Linked DNA regions of Mus musculus: region 1 is linked to region 2. The links are chromatin loops, found by intact Hi-C in ENCODE. Cell type or tissue: left cerebral cortex. All regions are shown on one strand. Each heading gives the region's core, and the rest is flanking DNA. Links, peaks and the distances in the headings are about the cores only.

Region 1 (15,171 bases), core at 4,665-12,664, 110 kb before region 2:
AGAACTCAAGAAGCTGGACTCCAGAAAATCAAATAACCCTATTAAAAAATGGGGTATAGAGCTAAACCAAAAATTCTTACCTGAGGAATACCGAATGGCTGAGAAGCACCTGAAAAAAATGTTCAACATCCTTAATCATCAGGGAAATGCAAATCAAAACAACCCTGAGATTCCACCTCACACCAGTCAAAATGGCTAAGATCAAAAATTCAGGTGACAGCAGATGCTGGCGAGGATGTGGAGAAAGAGGAACACTCCTCCATTGCTGGTGGAATTGCAAGCTGGTACAACCGTTCTGGAAATCAGTCTGTTGGTTCCTCAGAAAATTGGACATAATACTACCGGAAGATCCAGCAATACCTCTCCTGGGCATATACCCAGAAGATGTTCCAACTGGTAATAAGGACACATGCTCCACTATGTTCATAGCAGCCTTATTTATAATAGCCAGAAGCTGGAAAGAACCCAGATGTCCCTCAACAGAAGAATGGATACAGAAAATGTGGTACATTTACACAATGGAGTACTACTCAGCTATTAAAAACAATGAATTTATGAAATTCTTAGGCAAATGGATGGACCTGGAGGTTATCATCCTGAGTGAAGTAACCCAATCACAAAAGAAAACACATTATATGCACTCACTGTTAAGTGGATATTAGCTCAGAAATTTAGAATACCCAAGATACAATTTGCAAAACACATGAAACTCGAGAAGAAGGAAGACCAAAGTGTGGATACTTTGTTCCTTCTTAGAATGGGGAACAAAATACTCATGGAAGGAGTTACAGAGACAAAGTTCAGAGCTGAGATGGAAGGAAGGACCATCCAGAGACTGCCTTACCCGGGGATCCATCCCATATACAACCACCAAACCCAGACACTATTGCATATGCTAGAAAGATTTTGCTTACAGGACCCTGATATAGCTATCTCTTGTGAGGCTATGCCAGTGCCTGGCAAATACAGAAATGGATGCTCATAGTCATCTATTGGATGGAACACAGGGCCCCTATTGAAGGAGCAAGAGAAAGTACCCAAGGAGCTAAAGGGGTCTGCAACCCTATAGGTAGAACAACAATATGAACTAACCAGTAACCCCCAGAGTTGTGTCTCTAGTTGCATATGTGGCAGAGGGTGGCCTAGTCGGACATCAATGGGAGGAGAGGCCCTTGGTCTTGCAAAGATCATATGCCCCAGTACAGAGGAATGCCAGGGCCAGGAAGCAGGAGTGGGTGGATTGGGGAGCAGGGCAGAGGGAGGGTATAGGGGGCTTTGGGGGATAGCATTTGAAATGTAAATGAAGAAAATATCTAATAAAAAAAGAAATTAGTGATCTCTAGATTTAGATTGTTTATATTCACAAAACAAAACACTGGGAGTATTCACAAGGACCTACTGCTAATGGTTACCTTGGAAAAGTGCCTTGGCAGATAGAAAGAGGGTTATATAAAAATACTTAAAATATATTGAATTTTTAACAATGTAAATGTGTTGTATTTGCATACATTTTAAGTTCTCAAAGACAAAAGTGAAGGTAAACTTTTAAAACCATGAGCAATGCCAAAATAGCATCCAAGAGACAAATGTTTGCCACATTTGCATCAATACATAATTCAAAGGACAAATATTCTTAACTTATAAGAAACTGCTAAAAACATTAGAAAAAAATAGTAAGTATAAAATATAAAGTATAAAAATAAGTAAATATATAAACAGATAATTCACAAACATGGAAATGGAAATGTCTGAGGAAAACTGTAACTAGGAAAACACAACATAAAAATAATAACCAGGCCACATTTTACCCATCAGCTTGGCAAAACAAGCAAAAAGCCACAGTCATGCTGGAGAGTAAATTGATATAAGATTTTTAGACATCACCTTGGCAGAACTTATTAACATTTCTAGCATGCATAGCTCTCAGCCCAGTAATTCTACCTCTAAGACCCTCACCTACTACAAGATCAGTACCCATACACACCGCAATATATTCAATCAGTAAACCAAAAAAAGGCAAAAAGAGGAAGAGTAATCCAAATGACTAACAATAAATTATTAGTTAAGATAAACTATGATAATTATATTTAGAAATGTTTAACAAGGACAAGCAGTTTGATATGTTGCAACATGAAAGGATGTCTATGCTCCATTCTGTGTGGAAAAATGTGGTTTGCAAAATAAATGGCGATATCTGTATTATTCTACTTTGTGAACACACACACACACACACACACACACACACACACACACGAGTATATATTTCAGTGTGTGTCAAGAGAGCTCTGATAGAAAATTCACCAAACTGGTAGGAGAAGCTATCCCTAAGGAGTAGGGGATTCACTCAGAGATCTTTCTATGCTTTCATGGTGTAACTTTGTAGCATAGCCATTTGTTCCTCTGGTAATTTTCACAGCATTTCAGGCTGACAAAAATAGAAATCCAGATCTTTTTTCCCTCGGGGCCAGGCAACCGTTTCCTTCTCCACTTCCCACTCACAGGATACAGAATGTGAGATGGTTTCAGACAGCTCCCAACTTGGAATCACCACCAGGCTTATCCACCTCAGTGGCTGTTAGATGAAGTCGCACTGGTATGTCAGACATTTGCCTTTCACCCTCTGCTCTGCTCCACAGCCTTGGCTTGCCACAAGAATCCAGATGAGCACTCTGTGAACTTAAAGAGTTTCAGCAGGAGCCACAGCTCCTCTCAGGCTATTCATTTATCTGCCGCTTACAAATCTTAGGAGAGTTTGGTCAGTGAGAGCAATGTTTCTTCTCAGGTCCCAGTCCTACCCAAGAAGTGACTAGAGCAAAGTTTCTTAACCTCCTTAATGCTGCAATCCTTTAATACAATTCCTCGTGTTGTGGTGACTGCCCCAACCAAATTATTTCATTGCTACTTTATAACTGTAATTTTGCTACTGTTACAAACTGTAATGTAAATATCTGATATGTAGGATATCTGATATGTGACCCCTGTGAAAGGATAAGGGGTCAAGACACACAGGTTGGAAACCACTGCTATACAGGATTAGAATAATTCTGAGGCCACAGGGATGGCAATGAGGACAGAGCAGTGTGGTCCCTTTGTGGCATCTGTCAGAAATAAGGTGCTGAGCGTCATACCGTGCGCTCTCTAGTGGAGCATCCCTGCCTTGTGCTACAGGCTTTGACTAACCCACATCCCTATTCACTTGGAATATTCGGAGTGTGGGAAGCTGCAAGAAGTGGCAGGCGGCACAGACTAGCGGAAGATGATCACTGATCATGACTGCGTCTCCCATAATGCATCTCTCAGCAGACACCTCGAAGGCAGGGAGTCCAGGGGAAGAGAAGGGGCTCTCAGGGTAGATGTGGCTCCAAACAGATGCAGATGGATAACTCACAAACATTGGGGTACAACGCTGGCCTGAGGTAAGCCCTGAACCTGAGTTCCATCTGTCATATTTTACTGCTTTTTATCTCAGACTCAACAACTATACCCACGTAAGAACATGCCTCTCACAATCTTGGAATTTCCAAGGACCCCGTTGAGAAGCCACTCATCTTCCCTATCTTTATAACCAAAAACAGAAAGAAAGAAAAAAAAAAAAACTCAAAGCCAAAAATCCCCAGACCTTCATGTGTCGTAACTAAAAACACTCAGTAAACAAAGCCAGTCCTTGGGCTCCCTTGGGGAGTAATTGTCTAAGAATGCTTCTTTACTTTCAGCTGGTGAAAGAAAAAGGCACAGACGTGCTAAGACTGTGCAGAGCGCATCTTGAAAACATTAATTTTTCCGAACACCAATGTGTGGCTCACGTGCCTCATCAGAGCAGGCAGTGACGGGCAGTGAGAAGAACCCTAAAGACACTGGTTTTGCTGCTGGGACACACAACTACTGAGGAAGTGGTTACTGTAAGCCCTGGGTACAGGATAGAAATTTATAAGGCATGGGGGCAAGATCTGGCACCATGCCTTGGCTCTGAAGCTTGGGGTTGGACCATCAGTTCTGAGGAAGGTAGAGAAAAGGCGGAATCCATCCTTCCTTCCATCTCTATTCCTGGCCAATTGCTTAGGACAAAGTTGTCAATCACCTCATCTACTCTCCTCCAGCCAGTCTTTAAGATGTGCAGCCCCAGCAATCATTGCAAGTGGCTACATCTAGGAGAGGTTGCCCCTCTCCTGAGTTGTGGCCCCTAAAACATTTCCCCTTCTTCTCCCCACTCAGAGATAGGAGCCATTCTTGTAGCTCCAGGTCTGTTCACAAGAAACAAGACAAAGCCAAGCCATCCACTGAGGCAAGGAAAGAAAGACTCAATAATTAGAACATGTCAGAGGCTCTGTCAGTGTCAACTAGACATCCTCTAAGCTGACTGCTACCACCAAAACCTAGGCATATCTAATTGCATGCCAAGATCCTATGGGGGAGTACAGAGAGGGGTGGGGAGACAGAGAGAAACACGAGAGGAGAGAGAGAGAGAGAGAGAGAGAGAGAGAGAGAGAGAGAGAGAGAGAGAGAGAAGGAGGAGACAGAGAGACATACAGACAGAGTCAGAGAGACTGACTGATTTATGCATTATCACTACCTAGACTCTGGAGGCAACCACCCTCCTATGTCAAAGCTACCTCCCATAGTCATGTGATATCCATCAAATCACTCCACGTTTCTGTGCCTCCAATTTTTGTGCAAAATGAGGATGTTAGTAACACCTAACTAAGTTAATAAATATAATAATACACCCCACCCAGCAGGTACTACACATGAGTATAAGACAGTGATGATCACCATGGTGTTGCCAGCCTATACTTTCCACACTAAGCTGTCTCTTCCCTTTAGACCATCACATATGCTCTTCACAGGCTTTGGAAGGCTGCTCCCACTCTGCCTTCATCTAATTCTCTAGACCCACAGGAAACCTTCTCCGGGCAACTTAGTTGGGCCACACACTGGCCGTCCACAGGACCCTATGACATTTAAGCTCTCTCTGTGTCCTTCTGTCCAACCGACTCCTGTTCATTGTCCTATGTCAAATTTCTGGCTGAGAAAAATCTTTGAAAGGATAAATAGAGAGTGAATGAAGAGCAGCTCTCCCTTGTTCAGCAAGCACTTACTATGTAGCCACTTACCCTGAATCACATCCTGAACCATGACTGAGAATACAAGAAGGAACAGAATACCCTGGCTGCTAATCACAAGCTCTCAGCTGCATCAACAGTTTGCCTTGCAGCAGCAACTCAAGGTGAAAGGGGGTTGACCGGGATGGAACAGCTAGACAATCCTGCTTTACTCAGCATGCCTTGGAACATCCTTGGGGCACCAAGGCTGGGGATATGGGAAGAGACAGGAAGTATCTAGCTTTGGAACCTAATTTTCAGTATCAACCTTGAGCTGACAATGTTGCTTCTTATCTTCTTTCCCAGGCCTCCATCTGTTCTGTCCCACCCCCCCATACAGATGGGGTCCTACTCCTATTACATAAAGCAGTTCCTGGACTACTCAAAGTGCCCCTGTGCAGGGACTTCAGGGAGACCCTGAAGTAGTGCAAATACAGCCACAGTCTAAGGCCCTGGCCTTGTTGAGTCCTGGGCAGTGACTACGCACTTAGTCTAACCCCTTAACAACAGCCAGACTAAGAGGAGAATGGACCTGGGCAATTACTCATCCCATAGATAAACATAAGATATAAATATGCAATTAAAGAGTTTATTTTAGGGGGGAAAGAATAAAAGAAGGAGTGGAATGGCCCAGACCAAAGCAAGAGGTCAAGCAGATACAATCTTTCAGAGAGAGAGGAATGCAGGTTTGTCTAGGGTGGGTTTGTTTAACTTGAACTAAGCAGTTGAAACCTTGACTCTGTTCGCCATCCCTACGTTTGAGGGGGGAGGGGGAAAGGAGGAGAGGGTTAGAAAGGGTGGCCTTTTCCTTATAAGGTGATTTATCAAGTACGGGCCCAGCTTATCCAAGAGAAACTCTGGCTAGTTCTGCAGATTGTCAGACTGTGAACAACGCAGAAACTGAATCTCTTCCATCCCACCCACTATTGCCTGCCATCATACCAAGGGCTTCCCATAATGCACTGCTCAGGAAGGACACTGCAGAGTGCAAAGGGACAACAGTTCACATCTGTGTCACTTCTTCCATTTTGCAAGCCTTACCTGTTTTTAGGTTTAGGTTTGTTTACTAGTTGTTTGGCTTTGCTTTCTTTTTATTTATTTTGTTTAAATTAAGTAAAAAGAAATAGCAAGAAATTTTGTCTGTTTGGGTTTTGCTCCGTTTTTAAATCTTGTTTCTTTTGTTTTTCTCCTTTGAAACAGAACAGACACCACTCCACTCCAAATAAGACCACTTGTGGAATCCTAAATAGCTGGATACCTGGCCAAGACGCCACCAAACACTTCCTAAGCCCAGTTAAGGAAAAAGGCAACTTAACTTCCAGTAACAGAAAAACTGAAGTAACTTTTTCCTTCAATAGATACTCAAAGTTATGTTTTCCATCTTAGTTGTCCTAAAAGTAAAGGAACACTCTATCTTTTCTTCAGTGGAAGTCCAGGTGTGGCAACTTCCAGAAGGGTAGAGGTACACAACCTAGGGAGCATGGGAACTATGGGGCACATCACCCTGCTGGACTCAGGTTCTACCATCAGATGAGTTTGAAGACAGTCCGGAACATTGTAACAAGTTCCGACAATGGACAAAAGTGATCTGGGTACTGCCCATCATCCCCTCTCCTCTGCTAGGTAATGCAGAGTAACCCAGCAAGGCCTGTGGCTGAGTGAACACCCTATTTCCTCTTTCAGATGGTGGGAGCATTTGAGGATGACTATATGTCATTGCACAAACATATGAATGCCAGCCTGTGTGTCTGTGTGAATAGTCTAATATACCTGGGTGTAGTATCAGCATTTGGACATTGGAAACAAGAACTTTGAGTGTATCAGGAAGCCAGCCATATCTCAGCCACCAGCTTCCTTTGGAGACAGTAGACAAGAAGTACATGGGTGAGAAGAATAGTCAAAAATAGACAGCTATTTCCTTCTGGTATCTTTGGGACTGAGTGTATTCTTATACGGAAGTACATGGAAGTATATAAACACACTGCTCATTGAATAGTTACCCAGGATCTACTTTGAATGACACTCACCCTAAGGCAATGTGTGCTGTTCTGACTTCACTCCATGACGACAGTGGACAGGAGAATACTGCAGAACATGTATCTGGATCTCTGCTAAGCCCATGGCAAATGTCCTCCAAAATATTCTTGTAGATAATTGAGTATGGGTACAGTTGTGAGGAGTCGCTGCAAATGATTGCAAAAGACCCAAGGGCTTTTATTACGAGAAACACTTTGTGTGGAACAGGGCTCTCTGGTGGTGGCCACAGATACCACAGCACTGCCCCCTCAAGTGTTTCTTTAGCTTCTTTAAAAATGTTATTTCCTCAGATAAAGATTATGCCTATAATATGGACAGATAATACAAACCTGGTATAGTGGACTCAATACTATAACAAATGACCGGGCAAAGATATAAGACTCTCGGCAAATCTGAACACCTGAACAAAATCAACAGGGGCAAACTCTGTGTCTGGCGATCTACCCTTTAAAGCGACGCACACATCACTCTGAAAGCCATTCTCACCTTCTGCATCTACCTTAGTGAAACACTGTACACAAGACGCACGCACGCTGGCTGACAAACATTCTCAGGAGCAGGATGGCTTCGAGGATGCAATGTTAGACTTGCCGAAGCAATTGTGGAATATTTACACCAAGAAAACTATAACCGCACAGAATATTTTCAGAGCATGTTTCAGGAAGAAAAGTTGATATATAAAGCATGATATGGTAACCTCAGACTGGTAGGCATAAGCCATATACAAATACACAGTGACGCCCACAGGGTTTCCCCATCACCGGAAGCCTATTCCCAGACAGAGCCTCGGTGGCCATTCGCTGCGAGAGAACTATGGCATTGCTAGTAATATCTAAAATTCAGAATGTAGTCATTTTGGTAATTGTATAATTACAATTTTTCCAAGTCTTGCTTTTATCCAAAGGGGGAAAGTTAAAAATATAGGAGATTATACAAATTCATTGGCTTTCCATTATTCAAAAGTTTAGCACTATGGAAATCTAGCAAAAGTGCTACCTCATGGTACAGAGAGTGTCCCAGAAGTCTGGACAGACCCTGAATACCAGAGTGTCACTACACTGATGACACCTGGAGAGCTGAGCTGGGGCCAATCTCAGCAATGCAATTAGGTGGGGACACCAACAGTACGACATCACGAAACAAATGGCTATGAGGAATTTGGAAAGCTTGACATTGTCCTGACTGACAGCACTGCCACTGTTTAACCTCGAGACACGACTGCGGGTACAACCAGGTCCCTTCAGATATTTGAAGGGCTATGGAGATAAGCCACAGTAAACCTTTTTAAGGCAGTTAACTTATTATGGAAATTTCCAGAGGCAAATGCTAGAACAAATAAATAAAAATGGTATTTTCCTTCAAAATTTATATGTGTGTGTGTGTGTGTATACACATACACATATACAGAGAGATACATATGCATCTACAAATAAAGAAGCATTTTAACTGAAAGAACGAATGGTAACAAAATAGTGGGAAATCATGAGTTTCCTATCATTGTAAATATTAGAGTAAGAGAACTTTTTTTAAAAAAAAAGCATGTTGGTTTCATTCCAGATAAATCCAGACAATTTTTAAAGATCTCTAACATTTCTAATATTCTGTGATCCATTCAGAGACAGAATTGGTTTTCAATGTATGTACCCATTTGATTCCAAATCCCTCTAGTGGTATTCTCTGCCAGCAGGTGGCAGCAGATGCCTTGGACGCTGGGTTCTATATGTTAGGTGTGGTCAAAAAATAAATGAGCACAGTTTCCAACAGTTAAAAAAGGGGGTGTGGGAGAACACAAGTCCCAAAGTAGCTTCCTTCAAAAGAACAAGCAAGCATAACTAAAAAACATGTCTAACAGTATACAACAATACTTTTTTTTTTTTTTGAGACAGTCTTTGTAAGCCTAGGTTGACCTAGAATTTACTCTATAACCAGGCTGGTCTCAGACTCTGGAGAATATCCTGCCTCAGCCTTCCAAGTGCCAGGATTACAGCACACACCATCACGCCTAGGTTTTGCATGTTCTTCTTGATCTCTGAATTCCTCTTGATTTAAAAAAAAAAAATCCTTGCTTCCTCTGCAGCTGCACATCACATCCATTACCATAATCTTTCAGCCAGACCCAAAGAAAAGAACCTTCAGGATGGTCAGAGAAGCATTCTGGCCATTTCCTGCTTCCAGCTCCCATGCCCAGCATCTCCACAGCTGAAGCTACAAAATAAGCAGGAAACATACAAAAACAGTGGACCTCACCCGGATAGCATGAAAGTACATCATTACCATTTTCTAAGCACACGAGAATTCTTCCCTACCCCAGCCCCAAAGAAAGGAATAAAGCCCCTGCTTTACCCCACTCTAGCCTTGGCTCTCTGCTGTGATGTCATTTAAACTCTGCATACAATCAACAGTCCTAGTCCAAGTGGCAACCAGAGACAGACAAATCTGGTATTCGTGAAGTATTTTGAATAGGGCTTGTAAGTGGACAGAAATAAATAATATTTGTTGAACCAGCATTTAAAGCAGTTACATCATGGTTAATCATGGTCTTGAGTCAAGGTGCTATTGACTGTTCTAGTCTCAGGTCAAACAGTCCTTCTGCCAGGAGCCCTTGAGCTATTAAGAGCATGTTCAGTTCCTCCGCAAAGTGTCAGGCATACACTCTGTACCTCCCGTGTCACACTTCTGCATCTGCCCTAACTAACACCACTCTACCACAAACACTTCATTTCCCTCTTACAATGCAGCATCCAAAGGCCTGAACTGCGTCCCCAAATACAATAGTCCCCCATATTCATGAAACTATTTTTTATGTGTATAAGCATTTTGTCTGCCTGTATGTCTGTGTACTGTGTGCATGCTTAGTACCCACAGAAGCCAGAGCAGATGGGACATCAGAGCCTCTGTAACTGGAATTACAGTTGTAAGTCACCATGTGAAAGTAGGGATCAAATCCAGGTCCTCTAGAAGAATAGTGCTCTTAAACTCTGAGTCCTCTCTCCAGCTCCAGTGAGACTCTCTCTTATAGAGAGGCGTTATCAATAAATCATCAATATGGTACCATTCCGCCAAGAGCAACATCCATTTGACAAGCATTTCCCAAGTGTCTATAGAGCTCGGGGTGGCACAGGGGAGGTCAAACCTGCATCCCGTTCTCAGAGAGCTCAAACTGAGAAAGAAAATGAAGGCAAGAACACAAACAACCATGCATCAAAGTATGCCCAAGAGCAAAGTTGGGCTTGGTGGTTACATATGTGTAATCCCAGGATTTGGAAAGGAGAACCAAGGGGACCAGGAGTTCAAGGTCAAATGCAGAGACCTAGAATTTGAAGTTGGTTAGTTTGAGACTCAGTCTCAAAACAACAGCAACAACAACAAATGTGTATATTAGAGAACAGAAAACCAGAAATTACCAATAGATATGTGCAAGAGGTTGACGTATGGGATAGGTAATGATGGTGGTCATAGCTACAAGGTCCCTGAATTGCTCTTTTAGTTGAGTGACTGTGTGTGCCATGCCAAGTGATTTACACAGATAATCACATTTGTTCCTCAAAACAATCCTATGTAAAAGCTTCCCAAAGTAGTTAAAAAGCTCAGCGAAGTCAGGGAAACTACCCCAGATATCACAAGCCTCCACCTGGTAGCGCTGGGTGCCCAAGCAGCCAGGCTGATGAACAGGGCAGCCACACCACAGCACTTGAGAATCTAGGACGCTAGGTTAAAGCACTGCTACCACACATAATGAGAACATGCCGAGACCCAAACTTGTACTTACAAAGATCAATCAGACAACAATGAAGAAAGCAGACAGAGGAGTCAGGCTTGAAGCCTACTGCAATTGTCTCATTGTTGTGTCCTGAAACTCGTGAACAGAGAACATGGCAGCAGGGCTAGAAAGGGGGTTCAGAAGTGAGGAATTCCAGGGGAAGGGTAGAGACGATCAAGGGTGATCCCAAAGTGTGTTCCTGAGTGTCACGACATGGAAGCTTGTCATGAGAAGAGGAGGGAGGAGTGGGGCGTGCAGATAAATTATATCCTTGGGAGCTTCAAGCCAGCTCTTCCCCATTCCCACCTCTCCCTAAGCATTCTTTCTATCTTCAGGGCCCTTCTCAGCATCCCTAACCGTCTCCAATCAACTCACCAAAGCAGAGAAGCAGGAATGGGGCAGGGGACATTATGTCACTGAACATTTCATGTCTATGCTCCCCTGGCCAACACAGCCAGCAGAGACAATGCCTAGTCAGGGGCCTGAGGAAGGAATTCTCCTTCACTGACTTCCTGACCTTGGACCAGAAGCTCTGTCTCTCTGGATCTCGGTTTTGTTTTGTTTTGTTTTGTTTTGTATCTGTAAAATCTGAGTTTGGACCAGAATAAAAAGTTGCAAGCTTGGATATGCATAAGTCAAACTCATCCACAAATAGACTGTTTCATCAGCATAATAATATACTTTAATAGAATTAGCGTCCATACTTGAAAACCTGGCCACTTCACAAAGACAGAGTGTCTCTGCAGCCCTTCCAGAAGCACCTACAGTTGGCTGGGCCCCACATTCCTACATGTCCTGCATCAGGTGAAACCAGCTAGAACCCACTGTTCCTCTCAGGTAGGGCACCACCCTTTAGTTTAGCATAGAGTGCCCCACCCCTCCCCTCCCCTCCTAAAGGTGGTTGCTCATCATTTAGTCCTCTCCTCTCCTCTCCTCTCCTCTCCTCTCCTCTCCTCTCCTCTCCTCGCCTCGCCTCGCCTCGCCTCGCCTCGCCTCGCCTCGCCTCGCCTCTCTCTCTCTCTCTCTCTCTCTCTCTCTCTCTCTCTCTAATTTTGTTGTTTTTGTTTTGTTTTCAAGATCGGGTTTCTCAGTGTCCTGGAACTCACTCTGTAGACCAGACTGGCCTCAAACTCAGAGATCTGCCTGTGCATGCCTCTGCCCCCTGAGTGCTAAGATTAAAGGCATGTGCTACCACCACCACCACCACCACCACCACCACCACCACCACCACCACCACCACCTGGCCAGCCGGCCAGCCATTATTGGCCATTTTAATCAGTACACTTATGGTCTGTCCCCAACAGGCATCTGTGTTCATAGCCCCTGGAGAAGATCATTTAAAACGCCAGCAAAGTAAGGCCCAGGAATGAGGGGCAAGAAACTAAAGTACAGAGGGCTAACGGTGAATTCTCCACAACGGGGCATGTAGGCTGCTCAGTGGAGCTGCAGGCTTCTGCCACAACTGATAAGGATTCGCTCACAAGTGTGTCAAGCCTGCCCACTCCCCCTCCCTGACATACACCCCACCAAGGAGGCGCAAGGCCAGATGACATCAGCCTTGGGCACAGTCAGAGAAACCCCATCATGAAGCAATTTGTTTCCCCAGCCACTCTAATTTAACAATTAGCTTAACAACCCTGGGCAGGCACTTGCTGCAGAAGCAGGAACCGATTCTGATCGGTGTCAACTTCAGCCTGGAAAGGGACTCCACCCCTTCCCCAACCCCACTGCCCTTGCTTCACAAGGTCCTCACTCAGACACGGTCTGGATATCTCAGAAGATATCTAGACTAATTATCCCTGAGACTCCAGTTGGCTTTTCCTGTGCCACTGAAGCCCCTCTCTCTAAGTTGGCCCTGCAGAATTTTGACCTAATCCATGAAGCATGTTGGGCCAGAATGCTCAAAGGCTTCCTTCTGTGGCTCTTTGAGGGTAGAGGTGCTAGAAGGATCCCTGAATGTAGATGATGGTACACACAGAGAAGCACACCTCAGGACTGGCAGCTTGAGACATCCAGGGTACACACACAGCTTACCAGAGGACAAGCCTCAGAGCTGAACTCACCCTAACCCAGACAGCATATTCAGTATCCCCCCGCCTCACCCCCCACATCATCAGAGGACCTCTGGGGGTGATTCAAGATGCTCCTTCCCTCAGCTTGTCCTGCTCCTAACCTCAAGACCTTTCTCAAGCTGCACCCTAAACCCGAATGTCAAGGTTCAGAGAGAGACAGATGGAGATGTTGTAAAGCAGAAATTGAAAAAAAAAAAAGAAATGTTGATAATGTCATAAGTCCACAGTAACCTGGAGGCTATTTTAAAATACAGAATTCTAGGATAGATGGGGTTAGGCCAAGGCCTAAAATAGCAGACCCTCAAAGAGGAAAGCATCCCCGTGTGACTAGGTAGACATTTCAAAGAGACAGAGGAGGAAGAAATGGCATGTAAAAATGGAACAACAACTCCGGAAATTAACCAGGCCAAAGATAAAACTAAGGGTGTCCAGTGCCATACAGGGATCTTTTTATTCTATCAAAGGGAGACGGTAGGGCAGAGCCAGTTGGTGACGCTATGGTACAAGGCATATCCTAGAGAATAAAGGGTTCTTCTTGACTTACCCTCCACATCAGGCAAGAGAGAAGCTGGTGCTGAGCCTGTAACCAGTGGAACCTGCCTGACAAGGGAGCTGTAAATAAGTCACCAGGACCATATGGCATCTGCCTGAGTCCTGAAGGAATTCAAGGGTGAAATTGCAGAGCTGATGCCCAAAATGTGTAACCTCTGATTACCAAGTCACTCACGCTTGCCATTGGCAGTGCGCCCATACAGTTCATTCATAAGACAGGGAGCCAGTGAAGCCTCATCTTCATACCGGGCAAACGGACAGAGAAGGGACTCAGAGGAGCCCTACTAAGCACATGAACCACTTAGAGCTGTGGTTCTCAACCTTCCTAATGCCGCGACTCATTAATACCTTTCTTCATGTCATGGAATAATCATAAAATTATTTCTGTTGCTACTTCATAACTGTAATTTTGCTACTGTTACGGATCATTATGTAAGGACCTCTGTTTTCTGGTAGTCTCAGAAGAACTCTGTGAAAGGGTCTGGTGAATTTAAGGGGTCGAGCTCCACAGGCTGAGTATCACCGACTTGGAGAACTGATAACATGGTGCTTATGAGGGCAAAACATGTTATACAACACAAATTCTTGAAAAACTAAACATATGTGAATTAGAATCCATGAGAGTCCTTCATATGTACTTTTAGGAAATTATTGACAATGTGCTATAATAAAAATTTTTTAAGTTTAATATTCATGAATTTTTTAAAGATAATTGACCTTTAAATTGTGGTAATTGAGACCAGAAGCAGCAAGAGATGATAAATGGGGGGATAAAAAAAGGAGATTAAAGAAAGGAAGAAATTATATATTTAAAAGGTATTACGGGTCATATCAACCAGCTCTGATCTACTATATAGACCACATTTGACCTCAGCTTTAAAAGGGTGGGGAAAACGCTGCGCCTAATTAGTGATCAAACAAGGTTGCTACCATGTGAACAAACCCTGAGCTGTGTAGGAGGACAAAGAATGGGAGCTATAAGTTGCCCTCTTCCAGGCTGGAGCAAAGGCAGGACGGTCGCTTTGTCCTCTAAGAACTGATAGGAAAGGCAGCTGGGTTTCAGTGTGACGGCCTCCCCACTGAGTCACATTTCCAAAAGTCTCCTCTCCAGATGGCTCCGTCCCCTCACCTTGTGATCATGAGCCATAGAAGCTACCTATGCATGGAGAGTGGGAGCCAATCCTACAACAAAAGCTTCTTGAAAACTGTCAGGGAGACTATCCATCAGTAAAGCCCATCTTTACTCCCTTCACCTACAGCATCCATCCAGGTCATGGAACTCTGATTTTATACATCAAGCTGTTCCCAGGAAACTCAATATGATGCTATTGACCAAGGATTCTAACACAACAAAAAGAGTAGATTTGCCCATTTCTTTATAATAAGTTGTTATTGCTTCTCTGTCTTTACATGCAGCAGAGAGTTGAGACCTCACATATACCATCCTTTGTCTCTAAGTTCCCTAGACACCTATGCCTATTACCTATTCAATTTATGCTGCTCCTAAGATGGGTGACTGTCACACGATAGTAGGCATGCAACAATCTCTCAGCCTTGGCCCACTCTCTACTCATCCAAGTCATTCCTTCAAAACTAGAGGCTACACACCTCCTTCCTATAGCTATCCTATAGCACCATGGCTACACACCTC
Region 2 (15,171 bases), core at 4,205-12,204:
CTAGGATTTTCATGCAGATGCCTGAAAAAAAAATCTCTAAAACAGACTTGAAGGGGAAAACAAAGTCAAGAGGAGACCTACAACACAATTCCATCTATCAAAAATGCACATACACCAGCTGTGTACATTTTTGTAAGGATGCTCTTACATCTAAATAACTGTCAGGTGTATTGGTAAGACTCTATTAAAGGCATTAGAGTGTATGTTTGGGGGAGGAAGCAGTAGGATTTGGAATGATAGATGAAGGAAAAAAATGATAGATTTTTGAGTATTTTCAAACACAGAGACCAGAGATGGATGATACCAAATGGAGAACAAGATTACTTTAAGCATGTGTACCTGAATTCCAAAGCCGTAAAAAAAAAAAAAAAGATAACAGAAAGAATTCTTTTATTTTGCCTGAACCTCCTTCCGATTCAGGATGAATGGGCTTAGTATTCCCTGGTGTATCTGTTCCATATTGCTTCTGCAACAAATTAGCACAGACTTGGTGGCTTAAAGTAGTATAAACCCATCAGCCTGTATTCATGCAGGTGTAAAGTACAATGCATCTTACTGAAAAAACATCCAAGTGTTGCAACTCTGTGTTCTTCTGTTATGGCCTTAAGGGAGAGCCTGTTTTCTTATCTGTCTCAGCTCCAGGAGACCACTCATGTTCCACAGCTGGCTGCCTTCTTCCATCTTCGACACCAGCCAGGCTAGGTCCAGCCTTCCTCACATCTCTGATTCTCAACCTCTCTTCCTCCTCCTCCTCTTCTAGCTTTCAGAACCTCATTACATTTGACCTGGATAATCCAGAATGACCTCTGTATCTGGAAATCAGCTGACTAGTTACCCCAATTCCCCTTTGCTGTGTCAGGAAACACATTAATAGGTTCTGGAAATCAATAACATGGGCATTTCAAATCTACTGGTCTACCTACTGCCGAAAAGCACATGGTCATTAAAAACACACACAAAGTCACTTGTGTGTGTGTGTGTGTGTGTGTGTGTGTGTGTGTGTGTGTGTGTGTGTGTGTGTGTGAATCAGTTGTTCAGTCAAATAAAAAGGTATGGACTCAGGATATATAACACTAAGCAAAGCCATACAAATTCAGAAAGAAAAAAAAAATCATGTTCTTTCTCATATACAGAATCTGGCCAAGAATATGTGTACCTGTGTAAACAAACACACATGTGGGTGCATTGTAACATGAAGAAAAGAAAACAAGAATAACTAAATAAAAAGGCATAAAGAAGGACTGACTGTAAGTAATAGCCACAAGTTATGAAAGAGGATAGAAAGTGAACTGTTTCTCTAGTTCTAATTCTGTCATGAGTTTTTTGGTTTGGGTGGTGGATAAGTGCATAAAATGTAGTTGATATTTAAAGTGTAAAATTCAATGTGAGCCTCCACAGCTTCTGTTCGGAATGCCTATTCTAACTATGTAGAATTCATTAAGTCCTATAGACTTTGAGCCCGGTTAATTTGGGTGCCCAGTATTTTTATTTATTTGCATTCTTATAATAATAAGTTCATAAAAATTTTTTTGAAACAGGTTGAGTCTCCTTGTGTTCTAGGTCTGTGTGGCAAGTACCAAAGTTATATTGTAGGGGGATCAGAAACTGCGGTTTATGCTATCCCCTCAATTTTAACTAAAGTTCTCATCTAAATGGGAATATGCTAAAATGGGAAATAATTTGATGGACCTGTTCCTACCACAGTGTAAGTGACTGGCCTATGATAACAAAAGAGATGGTGTGCTGACTGGTTTTATGTCAGCTTGACACAAGCTAGAGACACCAGAGAGGAGGTAACCTCAGTTGAGAAAATACCTCCATAAGACTGGGCTACAGGCAAACCTATTCTTAATTAGTGGTTTACTGGGACCATTGTGGGTGGTACCATCCCTGGATTCTATAAAAACTCAGACCAAGCAAGCCATGAGGGTCAAATCAGCAAGCAGAACCCCTTCATGGCCTCTGTATCAGCTGCTGGCTCCAGGTTCTGCTCTGCTTGAGTTCCTGACTGGATTTCATTCAATGATGGACTATGATGTGGATGTATAATCCAAATAAACCCTCCCCTCCCCTCCCCTCCCCTCCCCAACTTGTTTTTTGTCATTGTGTTTCATCACAGCAATAGTAACCCTAACAAGGACAGAAATTGATACCAGGAGTGGGATATTGCTGACTGTATTGTTTTGGAAGGATTATGGAAAGATTTTGGAACTTTAGGCTAGAAAAGCCATTGAGTGTTGAGAGCTCAGTGAGCTGTTCTGTGGTCCTGATTTGTTGTGTTGGGAATGAGGCACACTCCAGTTATCTGAGTACTGGGGCAGCTGAGGTAAGAGGGCTGCCATAGATCTGACCATCTGCTTGGGCTGCATGAGGAGCTTCAGGACAACCTGGACATATCAGTGACATGTCGTTGGTGTCATAAAACATCAAGACATCTTATGGTTTCAGAAGGATAAGAGCCCGTCCTCCTGTGGAGGCATGACATTGGGTGGCAGGCACAATGACAAAAGCAGAAAGCAGGGGGTTGGGGGGGTGGACTGGAAGTAGCTCAGGGATTTAGACTTTCAAAGCCCACCCCTAGTGACATACTATCTCCAGTAAGGCCACACCTCCTAATCTGCCCAAACATCACCATCAACAGGAAACCAAATGTTCAAATGCCTGAGACTATCTTTAGGAGACTATCTTTAGAAGACATTTATCAGTCAAACCAAGGGACTTGGCTACATTAAAAAAAAAAAAAAAAAGCCTTTGATGCTTTGAGACCAAACAGAACCCTGCTGAAAGTTCTACCTATTCTTTCTACTTACAAAATGACAAGGTATATAACATGGCCTAAGCAGAGAGCTGTGTAGCATTTCACTTTATGTCATCTGTAGGCCTATTTAGCATCTCTATGGGTGGGTAGCTCCTGCTCTCAGTCTCTACAGACTCAAACTCAGCACCCCTGCAATACAGAGAGAAGGTAGGAGGACTGAATCTCTGCTTTAAGGAAAGAAGGGCTGTTCTGGCTAGAAGAGGACTTAAAGCCATCCACCACCAGCAGTTAAACAGGTTGGTCTCCATGAGAGCTGGGTGCTATATATAGACCAAATTAGGAGTCACTATTCTTGCCCACTCTACATATTCATACAATTATGAAGGCGGATTTTATAGCAGGCAGTTGCCTCACACTGTATGGATAAGGAAAATGAGATCTATATAAAGGAAATAAATTGATCTGTATCTAACAGGAAGGACTATGATGATGACTCAATGGTAGAGACCTGGGTTCAATCCCCAGCCCTGCAAAAAGAAAAATAACAAACAAACTAGAAGTTTGTGGTAGAGTCTATATCCAAACCCAGTTTATAGACCTGAGCCAGCCAAGTTACTCAAGGTCAAAAGTCTAGTTAAATGTGATAATTGCTGGACTTCTTGGACCTGCCAATCTCTGAATAATGATACAGAGACTTACTAATTTTATTACGTAGCTTAGGCCTAGCTTGGGCTACCTCCCAGCTAGGTCATCTAACCTAATTAACCTGACTATACTAGTTTTCGTCTGGCCAAGTGACCAGTTACCTCTCTCCCAGTAAGTCCCTCCCACCAACATCCATGCAACTTCTCTGTTCTACTTCCTGCCTCTGCTTTTCCTCCTTAGGGACACCCTCTCAGCCAGAAGTCCCACTTTCCCTTTCCTGCCTACTATTGTCCATCAACTCCTGGTTAAACCAATCAGTGAGTGAGAAAGCTGTCTATTTACAAAATACCGAGGCAGGTGGTAAACCATATGAATAACAACACCAAACTCTGGTCAGTACTCAGCTCTCAGCCAGTACAGAATTAACAACTGAATAATGCAAAGACAACCTTCACATGGTGCACCCCAATGGGTAATAATACTATCTTGGATGCTCCTCCAGTTCTAAAAACTCTCCCACCAGAACTCTCTCTCTTCAGCCCCAGGGGCCTCCTATCTCCACCATGTAGTTGGACCACGTGTACACTCCATCATCCCTGCCTTATTTTGTATGGATCCTAGGGATTGAATTCAAGTCTATCTGCTTGCAAAGCAAGGACTTGATTGACTGAGCATCTATCTCCCTGGGACTGCATCTGAGGACTGCATCCTACTTTGTCTGACCAGTCTTTCACTGCCACTGTTAGCACTATCTTGCTATTTCCAGTTTAGTTTCTCTCGCCCTGGGGGGGGATCCTCCCCCTTTAACCTAGTGTTTCGCTATGGTCTCCCCTCCTCTGCCCCAGGGACCATCTGACCCTCCCACCCCTCATTCTCCACCTCTTTCCACCTCTTCCCTCTCTTCAAACAGTGACTCCTGAATCCTAATCTCCACCCAAACTGTGGCTTTCCCCTCTCTCCTGGGGGGGGGGGGAGAAGCCGTGAAAGCCCCAAATGCCATCTTTCATCTTATTTCCTATTTTCAGCACATTTTCTATTTATAATTCTGCCTCCCTCGTAGCAGATTGACACAGCACTCTGTGTGGTTCCCAGAATAAATGCAATTCAAGAGTAAGAGGCGAGTTCAGCTCTCAGGACTCTCTGTAGCCAGGTATGTCAGAGTTTCTTCCCTCTGCCAGGATTTATGAAAGCATCTCTGAGGCATTCATGCCTCCCTGTCCTTCTCTCACTGTCCTGGAAACTCCTTTCACACAAGGTTTCCTTCCTTGGTGGATTTCCTTTCCTGATCATGTCAGGACCAAGCTAATATTAAAGGTGTTTTTTTTTTTTTTTTAATTTCCCAAGCACACATTGACTACTCCATGAAAGGGCCTTCTTCTGCATACATATACATGTGTTATGCATGTATGTTTATACATCTGTGTGAATGCTCACGTGAGTAGGTCATTCAAATGTGTGTGTGCAGGCATGGAGGCCAGAGGTTGATGGTGGGTATCTTCCTCTATCTTTCTACACCGTTTACGCCATGGCAGGGTCTCTTACCTGAACTGAGAGGACAGTGGCTCAGCTAGGGTAGGTACTAGCTTGCTCTGGGCATGTCCTGTCTCCACCTTGCAATTGGTAATACAAACAGTATTTATACCCAAGCTAGGGATCCAAATTCCTATCCTCATAGTTGTGTGGCAAGTGTTTTACTCACTGATCTGTCTCCTGAGCCCTCATGAAAGATTCTTACAAAAACATTTGTTGAGAGCTAGGATAATAGCTTAGTCAGTAAAGTGCTAAGCTTGCAAGGAAGATCTAAATTCAATTCCCCAGAGTCCGCATTAAAAAGAAGATGGAAGAGGAGAAGAAGGAGGAGAAAGAAGAGGGGAGGGAGAGGAGAAGTAAGGAGGAGAAAGAGGAGGAGGAGGAAGAGAAGGAGGAGAAGGAGGAGGAGGAGGAGAAGGAGGAGGAAGAGAACAAACATATGCTGGCAGGTGTTTGTAGTCACAGCCCTGGACAGGTAAGGTCAAGCTGACCCTGGAACTTCCTGGCCAGCTAACCTAGTCTATTCAGTTAGTTCTAGACCAATGAGACCTCACAAAACCAAGACGGATGAAGGTCAAGGGACAACAGCCTGGATTTACATGTATATCACACACACATACATCTATATGCTTATACATGCACACACACACACACACACAGAATATTTGTCGGATGATCTGATGAATACTGAATACTGGTATACTAAATAATAAGTCATAAACTGAGTTGGTGTGCTGCTATTGAAAACTGTAGTTAATCTACAAAGTGAAGCATGTGTTCAAAGTCACATTTTAAAATTAAAAGCCAAGTTCATGTTACAACAAAAATTTCGGCTAATTTTCTCCTTCAAAACTTTTACAGTCTAAAGGAAGAAAGAACGGGTGCAGAGTAACTTCCACTTTAAGCGACGTGCTTTGCCTGGATGATGAAATTTGTTCCACGACCTCTGCAGTGAGTGTTATCGTGTCCATTGGATGTGTGTAAAACTGGGACTGGAGCAGGCGAACAACTCTTTATACTATGAATCAGGGGTAAAGCAGATCCGGCTGAACTTTATCCAGTGTCAGCTCTCATGTCAAAAGCCCAGGGAGGACCTCCAGCCTTTGAGCACAATGTCAGGGAACAACACATGCTGGTAATATCTGCCATGTCCTCTGTCCTCGGCTGGTTCTTCTCTGTGTGGCACATATAAAGTGCTCAAACAATTCTTTCTCGAATTAAACTACTATCTGAACCATTTATTTGCATTATGAATATTCTCAGTGGGTAGATATGTGAAATGTGTGGTCTGCAGCACTATCATGGAAGGTTCTGGAAACTGTAGAAGGCAAAGCTTGGCTGGAGGAAATAAGAAGAGCTATGTTTTTGAAATGCACAATCTTGCCTTGTCCTCTTTTTGCTTCCTGTCCACAATGAGGTCAATAGTTTCCCCTTGCTCACACATACACACACACACACTGCTGTCATGTTCACCCTTGCCACAATGAGGCCAAGAAACACAGATTCAAGCTAACCACAGTTCACCCTTTGAAACCATGAACTAAAATAAATGTTTCCTAAATTCATTCTTTTTAATAGCTGAGTAGTACTCCATTGTGTAAATGTACCACATTTTTTGTATCCATTCCTCTGTTGAGGGGCATCTGGGTTCTTTCCAGCTCTGGCTATTATAAATAAGGCTGCTATGAACATAGTGGAGCATGTGTCCTTCTTACTGGTTGGGACATCTTCTGGATATATGCCCAGGAGAGGTATTGCGGGATCCTCCGGTAGTACTATGTCCAATTTTCTGAGGAACCACCAGACTGATTTCCAGAGTGGTTGTACAAGCTTGCAATTCCACCAACAATGGAGGAGTGTTCCTCTTTCTCCACATCCTTGCCAGCATCTGCTGTCACCTGAAATTTTGATCTTAGCCATTCTGACTGGTGTGAGATGGAATCTCAGGGTTGTTTTGATTTGCATTTCTCTGATGATTAAGGATGCTGATCATTTTTTCAGGTGCTTCTCAGCCATTCGGTATTCCTCAGGTGAGAATTCTTTGTTTAGCTTTGAGCCCCATTTTTAATGGGGTTATTTGATTTTCTGGAGTCCACCTTCTTGAGTTCTTTATATATATTGGATATTAGTCCCCTATCTGGTTTAGGATAGGTAAAGATCCTTTCCCAATCTATTGGTGGCCTTTTTGTCTGGCAAATGGATGGACCTGGAGGGCATCATCCTGAGTGAGGTAACACAATCACAAAAGAACTCAAATGATATGTACTCACTGATAAGTGGATATTAGCCCAGAAACTTAGTAGATATAAGATACAATTTGCAAAACACATGAAACTGAAGAAGAACGAAGACCAAAGTGTGGACACTTTGCCCCTTCTTAGAATTGGAAACAATCACCCATGGAAGGAGTTACAGAGACAAAGTTTGGAGCTGAGACAAAAAGATGGACCATCTAGAGACTGCCATATCCAGAGATCCATCCCATAATTAGCCTCCAAACAATGACACCATTGCATACACTAGCAAGATTTTGCTGAAAGGACCCTGATATAGCTGTCTCTTGTGAGACTAGGCCAGGGCCTAGCAAACACAGAAGTAGATGCTCACAGTCAGCTATTGGATGGAGCACAGCGCCCCCAATGGAGGAGCTAGAGAAAGTATCCAAGGAGCTAAAGAGATCTGCAACCCTGTAGGCGCAACAATATTATGAACTAACCAGTACCCTGGAGCTCTTGACTCTAGCTGCATATGTATCAAAAGATGGCCTAGTCGGCCATCACTGGAAAGAGAGAGCCATTGGACACGCAAACTTTATATGCCCCAGTACAGAGGAATGCCAGGGCCAAAAAATGGGAATGGGTGGGTAGGGAAGTGGGGGGGAGGGTATGGGGGACTTTTGGGATAGCATTCTAAATGTAATTGAGGAAAATATGTAATAATAAAAAATATTTTAAAAAAATAAATGTTTCCTCCCGTAAGTTTTTCTGTTGGCTATTTCGTCACAGCAATGCAGAGCCTAATATGCCCCGTAATATTCTCATATCCAAGGCTCACGGTCAACACTTTAGAAAAAGCCCAATATCAACCTGGGTTCCTGTAAGATGATGTATTTGTCGTTATGCCAACAATTATAAAACACACGTTTTTTGTATTTTTAATAGAAGAGAGGTTCACAAAGGCAAAAGTGGGTAGGGCCCACAAAAACCATAGTTTGGCCCTGGTCATTTAACCTTTATCAATTTCAGAGACTCACACTTTCCAAGCCTTTCCGTGAAATTGTTGAGATGGATCATGGATCCAAACGTCTCTGTTTCCTCTTTCTACTGCTGACTAAACCACAAGGCATTAGCATCTCAAGCAGCTGCAGGGAAGCCAGCTACCCAAGTTCATCTGAGGAAGGCTACCTGGGAGAATCCTAAACAGAAGCCAACAAATGTCCCTTGTCTTCAAGGAAAGTGGGGTGATTCCCTGGCACACAGGCCACAGATAAGAACTGAGGAAAACACGGTAGTCTCTGGACCAGGCCCCTGAGGAAGACAGCATATTGTGTGTGTAGACACTGGTTCGTTTGAGATGAGCCACACTCGGGTGGCTGCAGAGCCAGGAGCGTCTCTTCTGCATTTGGGGCAACAGCCAGAAGAGAATGTTTGCTGAACTGCCTTATGCAGTAGCATCCTCTCCATGGTAATGTGAGTTGTTCCCTTGATTGCTCTCTGATGCGTAGCTTTAATTGTATCTTTGCTTTTATGTAGAGAACAGAATCGTGTTCCCAGGAGGATAGTTGGGAAAACCCACTGCTAGCATGGAATACAAATTGAGGCCTGCAGAAATCACTCTTCCTGAGTGGGCACAGGAAGAGACGAACAAGGACAACAATCTCCAGAGACCAGAAGTTTAGTCAGGGAGAGGTCACGGTCTCTCCTCCTTCTAAAGAGATTAACAGGAGCAACGTTATTACTAGATGAGGAAATTGCTTTTGGTGGGAGGTTTGTATGTTGATGAAAAGCTACCACCCCCCAAAATGCTCCCCCTCCCCCACTCCAGAGTGTCTCCATTTCTAAGACATCTAATACCACTGTTGATATAAGAACCTGGTTCTTTAATCTATTATCAGTGAGCATTTCTACACGATTAAGATCATACTGTATAGACATTTTGTAGCCTGCCCTTTTCAGTGACTCTGCAGCTTATGAGCCTTTGAGGAGGAAGCATTGCAGTAGAATCCAGGCATTTTCAGCTGAGAAAGCATCAAACGGGAGTTCCAGCAATGGGGACCAGGACTGGCTCCTGAGAGTGGAAATTGTCCCTTAAAGCAGCAATTGGTTCTGGGAGATAGGTCTAAGGGGAGGGGGCATATTTTGTTAAATCTCTTTAACCTTTTGCATTTTCCAAATTTGCACAACAAAGTGTCACTTTCATTATCAGAAAAACTTTTTTTTTTAAGTGTTTCTTTCTGCTGCTACATCCGAACCAGCAGCAAAAGAGCAAAAGAGCAAGGCCCGTCTCTCACCACTATGTGGGAAAGGGAACACTAGCCATGGAAGAGCATTGTGTGTGTGTGTGTGTGTGTGTGTGTGTGTGTGTGTGTGTGTGTGTGTGTGATCTCAGGACAGGTTACAAAGAAGCAGCAATCCTTGGGGTATTCTCAGAGAAAGAATACTCCTTCATGTTGCTTGTGACCATAACCTCCTGTTTCAGGAGTCACTGAGAGCAGATCAGGGCTCAATGGAAGGGAGGCTGGTGCGGGGCAAAGTGCCTAGAACATCCCCACCCCCACCCCCCCCACCCCCAAAAAATAGCATGGCCTGGTCACTTAGCCTGTGTCAGCTTCCGAGTTTTCAAGATCTTCTGTAAAATCATTCAGGTGGATTGGATGAACCACACCCACTTGGTCCACCCCTCCCCTTCACTCTCCTCCCCTCCCCTCCCCTTAGCACTCAGACACAGCGAAAACCTAAGAGGATCCCCCCCCCCGTAAAAATAACTAGAGTCATGGGTTGAACTCATACTTCCACAGCAGAGTTAGCAGTCGTCGGAAGGAATTGCTGTTTTAATCACCGCTACAAAGAACCATTACCGCATCAGACGGATCGGAAGGAGCAACTCGAGACAGTGGCTTGGCACATCCCGCTTCTCCTAGGAACGATTCCCTACCTCGTTCCATAGGAGACACTTTTTGTAAAATGTGAACGCCCCCTTTCAAAACTCCGATCCTTCTTTTCAAATCAGGGTTATAAATAAGTAAGTACAATTTGCGAACCATTTGATTACATCCCTGTACTTTCCCAAGATTCCCTAAGGAGGCACTTATACCCAATTTCACTTCATTAAATATTTAAATAAAAACCAACTGAAGTGAATCCTGGGACAAAGGGGCATTTATTAAACACGTGCTAGGGCACAGCACGGCACCAGGCTTTGGACATGGGGGCAAGTGGAACATTTCTCCATGGCCAGCAGTAAGATACCGCTGCAAGGAGTTTTAGAGCAAGAAGGGACTGGTTTCCAGGGAGAAAGACGATCCAGAAACCGTCCATTTTAATGAGAATTCCATATTCAGCAGCAACAAATACACAGAAACTTCATCTGGCAACGGATGAACTTGCATGAAACCAAGCAACTGAACAGCAAACCTCACATCACAGGGCCTGGGACTTGCTAGGTCTCCTCAAAAAAAAAAAAAAAAAAAAAAAAAAAAAAAAAAAAAAAAAGAAAAAAAGAAAAAAAAATGTGGTACCAAAAAATTCATTTAAACATATTTTGCTCAGGAAACTCATATTTTTCATTAGTAAACATTTGCTGAGTGTGGAACTATGCCAAGAGAATGTAGAAACACGGAAAATAGTAGACACCACAAATAGATCGCCACGCTGCAGGGCATACACACTAGACAGCAAGGGAGTGGTCCCAGCAGCCAGCTCTGAATTAGGAGCCAGGAGAGAATTCTCCTGTGACAGTCTGAAGATCCAGCAAGAAGCAGATGGTACACTTAAGAAAGTTTAGCTGAGCTGGAGAGATGGCTCAGTGGTTAAGGGTACTGGCTGTTCTTCCAGGGGTCCCAGGTTTAGTTCCCAGCAATGACACAGGATGGGACCGGGATTACAAGTATCTATAACTCCAGTTCCAAGGAATCCAATACCCTCGTATGGCCTCTGCGAGAACCAAGTACACATAAGGTATACCAGCATGCATTTATATGTATGCAAAGCAAATTATATACATTCAGATAAAGTAAACATTTAAAAAAATCATCTTAAAAGAAAGTTTAGCTAAGAAAATATTTACTAAGGACAAATGCAATGGTAAGGCCAAGGACCAGCAATTATGGGAAAGTGTTACCGTCCCTAGACCTGAGAGGGCAAGCAATTGGCCAAACCACTGGACTACAACCCCCGAGGAAGCTTCTGGGGACCCATAAGAATTGCATGTCACTTGGAGACTCATACCTGTAAACTCGACGCCCCAGAAGAAGAAGAAGAAGAAGAAGAAGAAGAAGAAGAAGAAGAAGAAGAAGAAGAAGAAGAAGAAGAAGATAATGATGATGATGATGTGTGAGGCCAGCCCAGTCCGTGTAGTAAAAAGCTGTCTGAGAGTAAATAAATATATAAGCACAGAGAGGTGAATAGTAGGTAGAAGAAGAGACACGAGATTGGAGCTGATGCTGGGCATGCAAGGTGGGAGTGTCAGGTTCAGAGCTAGGGAACAAAACCTGCTGATTTCTCTTCATAGGCCAAGACTACCAGACACGGAAGCCCATCAGAGCCTAGGAGCTACAATCCTGAGGCACAGGCCAAGACAGAGACAACTAGAGAGCAATCTCAGAGGGACAAAGGAAACAAGCTCAAAGCGTAGAATGGGGATTCCAGGATGGGCTTTTAAGAGATTGGAAAGATTTACTTACGTGGAAGCTATCTTGGGCAGAGGTAGCTTTTGCGAATATAGGAAATGGAATATATACATATATATATATATATGTGTGTGTGTGTGTGTGTGTGTGTGTGTGTGTGTGGAGAGAGAGAGAGAGAGAGAGAGAGAGAGAGAGAGAGAGAGAGAGAGAAAGAGAGATGTATGTACAGAATACATTTCCTTAATTTCCTTAAGTAGAATCAGGCTGTAGCATCAAGAGGTGTGGAGGAAGGGACGTAGATCATGGTTTCTCCTTTTTTGACCCAGTTGATAACTCTGTTTGGGGAGCTAACCTGTGCTCTGTAGGACAATTATTAGCATTTGTGACCTCTGCCAACTATTTGCTAATTAGCCACTTACAGCCAGTTGTGATAACCAAAAATGTGATCGTACACTACCCAGAGGGACACAAAACTGCCCTCAGTGGAGAAGCATCAGGGAAGGAAAAAAAGGACCATGCTCAGAAAACTGTTGCACTGGACATGAGATGTGAATGCAGATGTGAGACGCTAAAGGCTTAGCTCAGAGTGGAGCAGAGGGACCAGCAGGAAAAGGAAACGCTCCAAACTCTATTATGGACAGGGAGGGAGGTTGGGTGACTTTTTAGTGTGTCATGGGCTAACAAGATAATAGATCCTTAATGGCACACTAGAATTGTCTGAGGCTGGCCTGAGGACAGACTGTGCATCTTCTTCCCAGACATAGGAATCTGGGACACTGGACACAGGACTGAGATCTGAAGAGGGAGGTGGGGCCAAGGTGCAGACTTGAATAATCTATACAGAGACGGCTGGAAAACCCTCTCTGCCCATGAGGAAGGCTATGAGTTCTTACAGAGGGAGGTAGAGAATGCTGAAGAGGGTGTTTCGGTTTATTTTTCTTCCTTCTCGGCTTTTCCTGGGGTGGGGGAGGGAGTGTTGTGCATATTTAGAAGATGAATAATGTGAGATAGAAATAGAAGGTCTGGAGGCAGGAAACGCAGGCAGCTTCTGAAGGACGGCAGTGGCTGAAGTCCAGCTCCTGCCCCACTTGCTTAAGCCATATGCTGAGGCTATGCCTGGTCCAGTGTAAGTAAAGGTGACACAGAGGCCAGGGCGGTTCTTTAGAAAACCAGCTCAACTGCAAAGAAATACAAAGAGCCACATCCGTATCCTGCATCCCACTGTTGTAGTTAGCACACGTGTGTGCACACGCGCGCGCGCGCGCACACACACACACACACACACACATGCACAGACAGACAAGTTTCCGGTCCTTAAGCGGATTCTGATCAGGTGACTCTCTTCACTCTGATTTTCCTAAGTTGTTCTAGAAGGGTCTCAAGAAAAAGGCTGCCCAAGGAGATACGAAGAAGAAAGGGCCATCCAAGACCAATCGTGGTGGCTGAGTTTGTTGTCTTGAGGGTCCTGGTTCTCTGAAGAAAGATAATGGATCTCTTCTTGTCACCCTACCATGAGGCATGTTACGGTAGGCAGAATTCTCAGACCCTGTCACAGTTCTACCGGCTGTGACACATGCTCAACCACACTGTCATCCATTTGAGTGTGGAGGCACTCAGGAACAAACTGTAACATCACTCCCGTGATTAAGTTTATGTGCCAGAAGGGAGTTTGTAAATGTGATTAAGGTCCCTCATCAGATGACTTTGAGTTAGCCAAAAGGAAGATCATTCCAGTGGGCCTGACTTAATCGTGTGAGCCTTTTAAAAAGGGCAAGAAGAAACAGAACATGCTTCTGATGGACTGGGACAAAAACCACCCAGGTGGTGACTTCTGCAAGAAGACCATGTCCCTAAGATTTGAGGGTGGCTTCCAGAACTAAGATGAATCTCTCATTACTAGCTGGCAAGAAAACTGGTCTATAACCACAAGAAATGAAATTCTGCCAACAGCCATTGAGCAGGAAGAGGACCGGAAGCCTCAAATTAAGATCACAGACGCCTGGCACTTGGTGGTCTGGGAAGAGTCTTAAAGAGGATCCATAGCCTTTCCCTAGACTCCTGCACCTTAGGAAACGAGCTGATAAATCTGTGCTGTTTTAAATTGCTAAACTTGGAAAAGAACATGAATGTTTCTTAAGTGGCATTAACGTACACAGGGTGCATCAACTCTGAGAAGATGGATGGATGTCCTCCATGCAAAGGTCCAAGAATCGCCAAAGAATGATACCCCAGACTCAAGTAGTATGTGAAAGCAAAGAGTGTTTATTCAGCTGAATCTACTGCATGCAGGGGTCTCTCCATTTGGGAATGGAGACCCCCTAGTGAACTCGCAGGCCCAGTTTCTATTGCTAGTTGGTGGAATTCCAGGGAGAGGTGTATGCCCTTTTTTTTTTTTTTTTTAACCTTGGTTAGTTAGCTCTCTCTCTAGAAATCTGACTTGATTCTACAGTTGGTTAGGCTCTGGAGACTTCCAGGGGTGGCTTACTTATTCTACCTACCTATTCTTACTGCAGGCCAGTTGACAAGGTGTCCTTGGATTGGCTGCCCAGGGCTGTGGTTGACTGACCATGGATTCCTGATCCAAGTTCTCATTTCTGAGAAACAGAAACTTGGGCCTAGTCTCTCAAACTGTCAGTTTGCAGCCTGTCATGGAGTCAGCCTGGCTCTGGGAGCTCAGTCCTCGCATCCCCTGTCTGATTTTGGAATTTAATCAAATCATTGATCAGTTCTTTGTCCCAAGGTCTGAGTCAATGGCCAACGGGTCAACTGGGACATAAGAATCTTAATTTATTGCTAAAACTCGGGGCTTTTTGACTTAGCGTCTCTGTCTGTAAGGCCAGGAAATGGATGTCAATGTAGCACTTATCACAAGTGGGCTAGACCTGACCAAGATCCTGACTGGGACTCAGCCATCATCAGCTCCATCTCAATCTCACTGTGACCCAATCCCTCTCCCATCTTCCTACAAAATAATACATGCTAGACCTGAAAAAGGTGAGCCATACAGGAGTGGGGACCTCTCTGAGCACGTGGCTACCGTGTTGATAGATAAAATGCAGCTATGATGGTAGTAGCATGGAGACCAGTAGGCCTCCTCCCTTTGGTCATTTCTGGGATTGGGTAAAGCTTTAGTTCCTCAGGCCAGTGAGTGAGACCAGCTGAACAAACACTGGACTATCATTTTCCAGGACATCTGCTTGGAAAGAAGGAGATGGGAGAACATGGTAGAGGAAGGGGGAAAAGGAGAGTCTCATGAAGTCAATGAATATTAATACTGCCTGTTTTGCATTCGGCCTTATGCTAGGGCCTCAAAACAGAACTCGAATAAAGCAAAGCCAAAAGGTCCCACATATTCCTGTAGGAGGAAATAGAAATTTAATAAAGTGAATTT

What was found. Peaks named below come from ENCODE experiments on the same cell type or tissue, not always from the same donor. Only the 100,000 strongest peaks of a DNase experiment are listed, where the experiment ranks them.
Region 1: it touches region 2 in a loop (2.5-fold over the local background); 2 of 42 quality-filtered maps call a loop at or near these places.

What each region holds. Positions count from the first base shown.
Region 1 is chr16:34,522,874-34,538,044 of GRCm38, forward strand. It overlaps a transcript of Kalrn not described here. Among named protein-coding and RNA genes, the nearest start is that of Kalrn, 16 kb to the left of the region's middle. In left cerebral cortex, for the core only: CTCF peaks have their summits at 7,352 and 8,818 (motif pointing right); DNase peaks (open chromatin) are centred at 7,315, 8,848 and 12,508; H3K27ac peaks cover 360 bases.
Region 2 is chr16:34,631,278-34,646,448 of GRCm38, forward strand. No RefSeq gene overlaps it. Among named protein-coding and RNA genes, the nearest start is that of Ropn1, 12 kb to the right of the region's middle. In left cerebral cortex, for the core only: no CTCF peak of the experiment used is centred there; DNase peaks (open chromatin) are centred at 4,464 and 8,508; H3K27ac peaks cover 1,527 bases.